Linked DNA regions of Homo sapiens: region 2 is linked to region 1. The links are chromatin contacts, found by Hi-C or POLR2A ChIA-PET in ENCODE. All regions are on one chromosome and are shown on one strand. Each heading gives the region's core, a stretch centred on a gene start or an enhancer-like site at or near the end of the contact. The rest is flanking DNA. Distances are from core to core; before and after follow the strand shown. Region 1 holds the start of FBXO46 (F-box protein 46). Region 2 holds the start of TMEM143 (transmembrane protein 143).

Region 1 (3,643 bases), core at 182-2,681:
CCAGCGACAAGAGGCTTAATCTCTTTCTGCCTTATAAATTTGGGATTGTAATTCCTACCAGGGTTGTCTGTAGGGTGTCTGGCATATAGTTCCGATGCAATAAATATTTACTGAACACATGTTTACGCTGTTCTAGGTGCTTGAACAAGGTACACAAAGATCTCTGCCCTCCTGGAGCTTCTTCTTCTTCTTCTTCTTTTTTTTTTTTTTGAGACGGAATCTCGCTCTGTCCCCCAGGCTGGAGTGCAGTGGCGCGATCTCGGCTCACTGCAAGCTCCGCCTCCTGGGTTCACGCCATTCTCTTGCCTTAGCCTCCCGAGTAGCTGGGACTACAGGCACCCGCCACCCAGCCCGGCTAATTTTTTGTATTTTTAGTAGAGATGGGGTTTCAGTGTGTTAGCCAGGATGGTCTTGATCTCCTGACCTTGTGATCAGCCCGCCTCGGCCTCCCAAAGTGCTGTGACTACAGGCGTGAGCCACCGCGCCCGGCCTTCTTTTATTTTAAGAGGCAGCAGGGTCTCATTCTGTCGCCCAGGCTGAACTGCATGGAGGGCGGTGGTGTAACACTAGCTCACTGCCTCGAACTCCTGGGCTCGAGCGATGTGGAGCTGCTATTCTATGATGTGGACTAACTCCTAATGTATGGGACTTTCCTTCCTCCTAAGGCTTAATTTTCTCATTTGTAAATCAGGAGGTAAGAAAGGAGGGGACGGGCCGGGCGCGGTGGCTCACGCCTGTAATCCCAGCACTTTGGGAGGCCGAGGCGGGTGGATCATGAGGTCAGGAGTTCAAGACCAGCCTGACCAACATGGTGAAACTCCGTTTTTACTAAAAATACAAAAACTAGCCGGGCGTGGTGGCGGGCTCCTGTAATCCCAGCTACTCAGGAGGCTCAGGCAGGAGAATCGCTTGAACCCAGGAGGCGGAGGTTGCAGTGAGCCGAAATTGCGCCACTGCACTCCAGCCTGGGTGACAGAGCAAGACTCCGTCTCAAAAAAAAAAAAAAAAAGAAGGGGATGGATGGGAAGGAGTTTGGAAAAGCACAAGGAGCTGTTAGCTATTGTGTTGATCGGCACAAATGAATCAATAAATTTGCTCTTCCCCAACTCTCCACCCCTCACCAACACCCTATTGCAATATTCTCAATTCCCTTCCCAAGGGCCTCGGGCAAAAATGGAGCCCTCCTGGCTAGACTCCATCTCCCAGCGCGCCCAGCGGGGAAGCACCCTGCGCTTGCGCTGCCAAGTCCTCCCCGGCTTTGTCTCCCGGGAGTTCGAGTCGTTCTTTTCCTCCGCCCGCCTAATTTGCTTCCTACCCCACCTCCAAGCTTGACCGTGCTGCCTTCTGGGGGATGTAGTCCGTGGCTGCCCGGACTTCAATTCCCAGCGGGCTTCGGGACGAGAACCCGGAAGGGGAGGCTGGAGAGGAGCGAGTGGGGGAAACCCGCGTAGCCGAGGGAGATGCAGCGCGCGGCGATGGTGAGAGCCCAGGCGCGGGCCGGGGGCGCTGGAGAGTCGGGACGGGGGTTCGGGACCGGGTGACGAGGGGGAAGAGGCAGGGGCGAAAGAAGGGGCTGGGTGAGGGGAGATTGCCTGGGGGAGAGGACTGGGAGGAATGGGAGCCGGAGGTAGTAGTAGAAGAATGGTGGCTTGGGGAGGGGTCTTGGAGGTGGGGTGGGAGTGGAGCTTTGGAATTGATTGTAAAGGGGCTCAGAGCTGGGGAAGTGGGCCCCGAGTTGGAGACTGGGCTGGACATCCAGGTAGAGGCCCTGAAGGGGTCGATTTCGATGGGGGCTTAACCTGCGGCGAGGGTATGAGGATCAGGGTTAGGATGAGTGAGGGGGTCTGGAAGCTCCAAGGGACAGGCGAACGGTGGACGCAATGGGTTGGGGCCTCTGGATCGGATTGGGGGCAGGAAGGCAAGTTGAGGAGGTAGGAGGGAGAAATCAGTGGTAGGATAGAGTGTGGGTTTAGGCTCCAGGACTGAGGGTGGGGTAAGGAGCGTGAAATTAGGGGCCTGGATGTAGTGATAATTTCCCTAGTCCCGCCAGAGACTCCCGGTAAGCTGGACAGGCACAGAACTGTAGGATAATACGGCCAGAAAGGGCCATCGAGACAGGCTTTCGCACCCTCACTTCCCCGGTGGAATTTAGAAGAGTGTAATGGTTTATCCCTATGAGAAGTACAGCATTCATATCCCCTATTCTTCCACCCCTTTGTGCCATGGACAAATCTGTGAGCCTCAGTGCCCTTATCTGTAGTATGGGAACAGCAAGCATGCCTCTGAGAACAGGGTTAAAGGGAGTCATTAAAATCGTTACTATTAGTGGGAGAGCTGGGCTGTGAAGTTTCAGTCTCAGAGCTGTTGGTGGGAAGTTCTCCGCCCCCGGAATGTGACTGGGTTACAGGTGCTAATGGATTTCCTCCTTTCCAGTCCAGTCCCAGAGGCGTTTTCTCAAAAGCTGGCACTGATCTGGGCACACACCCCAGCTCAGAAGCATGTAGGGGCTCCCCACTGTGGATTACAGCTAACGCTTATTGTTTTACAAAATGCCTGGCCCTGTCCTTAGCTGTTTGTACACATTAACTCATTTAATTCTGATAACACCCCTGAGGGGTAGGTGCTGTTATTTTCTCCATTTTACAGAAAGGAAGCAGAAGTACAGAGAAATTAAGCAACTTTCCCAAGGCTATCCAGCATTAATTGCTAGACTCAGGATTCCGATCTTGGCAGCCTGGCTCAGAATCTGTGCTTTCAGCACTATAATTTAGTCCTCTCTCCATACTGAAATATACAATGTGATGAGTAGAGACAGCGAACAAAGCAGTCTAGAATATTAGTTCTGCCATTTACTTGCTATATGACCTTAGGCAAGTCTTTTATTTATTTTTATTTATTTATTTAGAGACAGTCTCCCTCTGTCACCCAGGCTGGAGTGCAGTGGTATGGCTAACTGTAGCCTCTGCCTCCCGGGTTCAAGCGATTCTCCTGCCTCAGCCTCCTGAGTAGTTGGGATTACAAGCATGTGCCACCACGCCCTGGCTAATTTTTGTAGTTTTAGTAGAGACAGGGTTTCTGCATGTTGGTCAGGCTGGTCTTGAACTCCTGGCCTCAGGTGATCCACCCGCCTCGGCCTCCCAAAGTGCTGGGATTAACAGGCGTGAGCCATTGCGCCTGGCCCTATATTTATTTTTATGGTTTTTTGTTTAGTTTTGTTTTGTTTTTGAGGCGGAGTTTCGCTCTTGTTGCCCAGGCGGAGTGCAATCTTGGCTCACCGCAACCTCCGCCTCCCGGGTTCAAGCAATTCTCCGCCTCAGCCTCCCGAGTAGCTGAGATTGCAGGCATGCGCCACCACGTCTGGTTAATTTTGTATTTTTAGTAGAGACAGGTCTTGAACTCCCGACCTCAGGTGATCTGCCCGCCCCAGCGTCCCAAAGTGCTGGGATGACAGGCGTGAGCCACTGCGCGCAGCCTTTTTATTTTTTTAAAGACAGGGTCTCGCTCTGTTGCCCAGACAGGCTGGAATGCAGTGGCGCAATCATGACTCACTGCAGCCTCAACCTCCTGGGCTCAGGCGATCCTCCCACCTCAGCCTCCCAAGTAGCTGGGACTAATTTTTTATTACACACGGCTAATTTTTTAT
Region 2 (3,368 bases), core at 394-2,893, 2.6 Mb before region 1:
AGGGTGTGGGGTGAATGGGCTGTCAGGGGCCCCAGAAGTCGGGGACGTAGGATGGGGGTGCAGGTGGGTCCCAGGGAATGAGGTTGTGTGTGCTGAGGGGGCTTCTGTGGGCCCCAGGAGTGGGGGGCATAGGATGGGGGTGCTGGGGGTCCCAGGAATGGGGTTGTGTGGTGAGGGGGCTACTAGGGGTCCCAGAAGTGGGAGGCATAGGATGGGGGTTCTGGGGGGTCCCAGGAAAGGTGTTGTGTGGAGAGGGCTGCTAGGGGTCCCTGAAGTGGGGGACATAGGATGCGGGTGCTGGGGGTTCCCAGGAATGGGGTTGTGTGTGGTGAGGGAGCTTTCTGGGGGTCCCAGGAGAGGGGGGCATAGGATGGGGATACTAGGGGTCCCAGGCAAGGTGTCGTGTGGGGAGGGCTGCCAGGGGTCACAGAGGTGGAGGTGCAGGATGAGAGAGTCGCTAAGGGTCCCCTGGGTTGAGGTGTGGGTTAAGGGGGTCTATGGAGGATTCCAGAGAGGTGAGGGCCTGGGGTGAGGGTGATTCTGGGGGTCCCAGGAGTGGGGGACATAAGTGAAGGGGCTGCTTCAGGTTCCAGAAGTCAGGAATGTGGGCTGAGGGGGTTGTTGGGCGAGAGGGCTGTCAGGGATCCCAGAGGTGGAGTGCAGGGGAGGGCTGGGATATTTGGGGACCACGTCTTGTGACCCAGGAGCTGAAGGGCCTGCAGAGGGACTGGGTCCTTCTGTGAGAGGACACAGGTGGGACTTTCTGGGGACTAGGGGGTGCGGCCATTGAGATCAGAGCCCCTGGGAGGTCTGAAACCGAATAATCCCTTTCAGGTTTGGGGGTGACAGCACCCTTCGTGGAGAACCCAGGTATCTCAGGGCATATTTCAGGCTGTCCTTGTCACTTGGGGCCATTTCCCAGAATAAGGGCCTCCCTTTCGAATTCAGCTCCATTTTCACGGAAGTGCACCTCCTCAAGCTGGGAGTCGGGACCTCGGATTTGTGGGGAACCTCAGAATGAGGCCACGCCCCGGCACTGGGCTACCTTCTTAGAATCGCGGTCTCCCCTTTAAGGACCTGGAATGGCAGTGCTGAGGTTTGGGGGTGACGGCACCTGAGAAGGGGCCGCCCCTTCTCTGGAGGGCCAATCTGCGTCACCTGAGGGCCCGCCCTTCCTTTCGCCACCCCCACCCCTCCTGGTCCCTAGCGCCACCTCAGCCTTCTTTTGGTTCCGCTTTTTCCCGCCTTTTCGCTCCTCCACAGCTGATTGGCTGCGCCCAAGTCCCGCCCCCTCCCTCTTTCCGCCTACTCAGGAGCTGACACGAGCCGGGGCGTGGCCTCGGCGAACGTTGGACTGCGCGCCGTTGGCGGACTGCGCGCGGGAGCCCTACCCCGCCCCATCCCTCTAGGGAGTCTCGCGTCCACACCGCCCCTTCCCTTTGTAGCAAGCTGACAAGGAGACACTCCTGCGGCGCATGCGTCGCGCCCAAACGAGGCCGGCGGTGGAGAAAGGCAGGCAACGCATGCGTAGTTGATGTAGGGAGTCGGCGGTGAGAAATGGACAGCCCGCATTGACCGAAGCTTTGCGCATGCGTTTTACTGCTGGGTGAAGCCGAACCTCGGGAGCCCAGGACGCCCTCCTGCACATGCGCAGGAGGCTCAATGACAGTCGAGCTTTGGCTAAGGTGAGGGAGAAATCGGGGGATTGCATGGCCAGGGAGGGCGGCCCTGCACCCCCTAGGTAACCTTTACGAGCATTTCCTGCTCTCCTAAGATCTACCTCGCTGTCTAGACCCCAAAGAAACGTTGTACCACTACAGGGTCTCTGGGCCTGAAAAACGCCCCAGAACCTAAGACCTCTGACCCCTGTCTGGGACCCAGGCCAACTGAGCAGTGTGGGAAGGGGACAGGCAACAGGGGCTTTGAGGCGAGCGGATGGGCTCTGCGCCCTGCCTGGGGTAGAGACGGCTTCTGGAGGGTGGGACGTGGAGGTGGAGAGGGCGCTTTTCCTCTAGATGGCCTTTGACCCCTGCCCATTTTCCTCTGTTTAGGCTCCGGGGAAAGGGTCTAGCCATGCTGCATGTGACCCGGGGGGTCTGGGGGTCCAGGGTCCGAGTATGGCCACTGTTGCCCGCGCTCCTCGGGCCCCCCCGGGCCCTCTCATCGCTGGCAGCCAAAATGGGGGAGTATCGCAAGATGTGGAACCCCAGGGAGCCCCGCGACTGGGCCCAGCAGTACCGCGAGCGCTTCATTCCCTTCTCCAAGGAGCAGCTGCTCCGCCTCCTAATACAGGTACCGCCTGTCCCAGGCCCAAGAGCCTGGGGACTACGGCTCCCAGCAGGCTTCGCGGCGGCAGGGCCCTAGTTGCTGCAGAGAGCTGCCCTGGCGCCTCCTGGGAGTTGTAGTTCCCGGGTCCCTTCGTGTTTCCCTAGTGGGCGGGAGATGAGCTGGAATGCAGGAGCCAGGTCTCCGAGATGCAGACGCAGCATCCATTCCCAACTCTGGCTTGTTCTGAGGGCTTGAACAGGCACTCTCTGGGGCATGGTTTTTCCCTCTTTAAGATGGGTATAGTAATCATCCTCATCATTACTATTTCTACTACCTGATAATAATTGTACCTATAAAGTCACAACGCTGTAATCATAATTATTATCACACAATTTGAGCTCTGACTCCATGGCACTGTGCCAGACATTTTTCATGTATTGTTGAATCATCAGTAAGAGAGATACCACCATCATCCCCATTTTACAGATGAGATAATGGAAGCATAGGGAAGGAAAGTGACTTACCCAAGGCCACAACATAGTGGCTTAGATTTGAACCAAAGTGGTCTGACTCCAGAGCTGGCCCAGGACTAGGGTTAGGCAAGTAGGGCACTCGCTTGACCCTAAGAGTGAGTGCCCCGTTAAATTTTGCACCCTTGGGTGCCATATTCACCTCATCCTAGTCTTGGTCTCACTCTAGAACCTGAGGTCTTATTGCCACCATCATCATCATTGTCATTATTGAGGATTTTGAGGATTATTATTCATTTATTTTTCTTTATTTATTTTTGTGAGACAGGGTCTCACTCTGTTGCCCAGACTGGAGTGCAGTGGCACAATCTCAGCTCACTGCAACCTCTGCCTCCTAGACTCAAGTGATCCTCCTTCCTCAGCCCCCGAGAGGCTGGGACTCTTGCCTGGCTAATTTTTGTATTTTTAGTAGAGACAGGGTATTGCCATGTTGGCCAGGCTGGTCTCGAACTCCTGGCCTCAAGTGATCTGCCCATCTTGGCTTCCCAAAGTGCTGAGATTACAGGTATGAGCCACCACACCTCACCATCATTCATTAATTTAACATTTATTTACTGAACACCTACTGTA

Evidence for each region. A loop is a pair of places that touch in the nucleus more often than their neighbours do. ChIA-PET counts read pairs that join two places held with the same protein, here RNA polymerase II (POLR2A). Pooled maps may share reads with other maps.
Region 2: a pooled map shows a loop between it and region 1 (14-fold over the local background). The contact joins the promoter of TMEM143 here to the promoter of FBXO46 in region 1. A Hi-C loop is called at or near these places in 1 of 37 single-sample maps with no recorded cell type and 5 of 50 pooled maps. POLR2A ChIA-PET finds 5 or more read pairs at or near these places in 1 of 52 experiments (AG04450).

Annotation. Positions count from the first base shown.
Region 1 is chr19:45,728,684-45,732,326 of GRCh38, reverse strand. It overlaps FBXO46 (F-box protein 46), which reads left to right and starts at 1,431. Exons shown (of 2, transcript NM_001080469.2): 1 at 1,431-1,478. RefSeq lists enhancers at 1,104-1,233, 1,324-1,433 and a silencer at 2,282-2,576.
Region 2 is chr19:48,362,215-48,365,582 of GRCh38, reverse strand. TMEM143 (transmembrane protein 143) reads left to right here and starts at 1,643. Exons shown (of 8, transcript NM_018273.4): 1 at 1,643-1,685; 2 at 2,052-2,292. The coding sequence starts at 1,663. It overlaps SYNGR4 (synaptogyrin 4), which reads right to left and starts at 1,216. Exons shown (of 5, transcript NM_012451.4): 1 at 1,046-1,216. RefSeq lists enhancers at 922-1,071, 1,442-1,561, 2,042-2,091.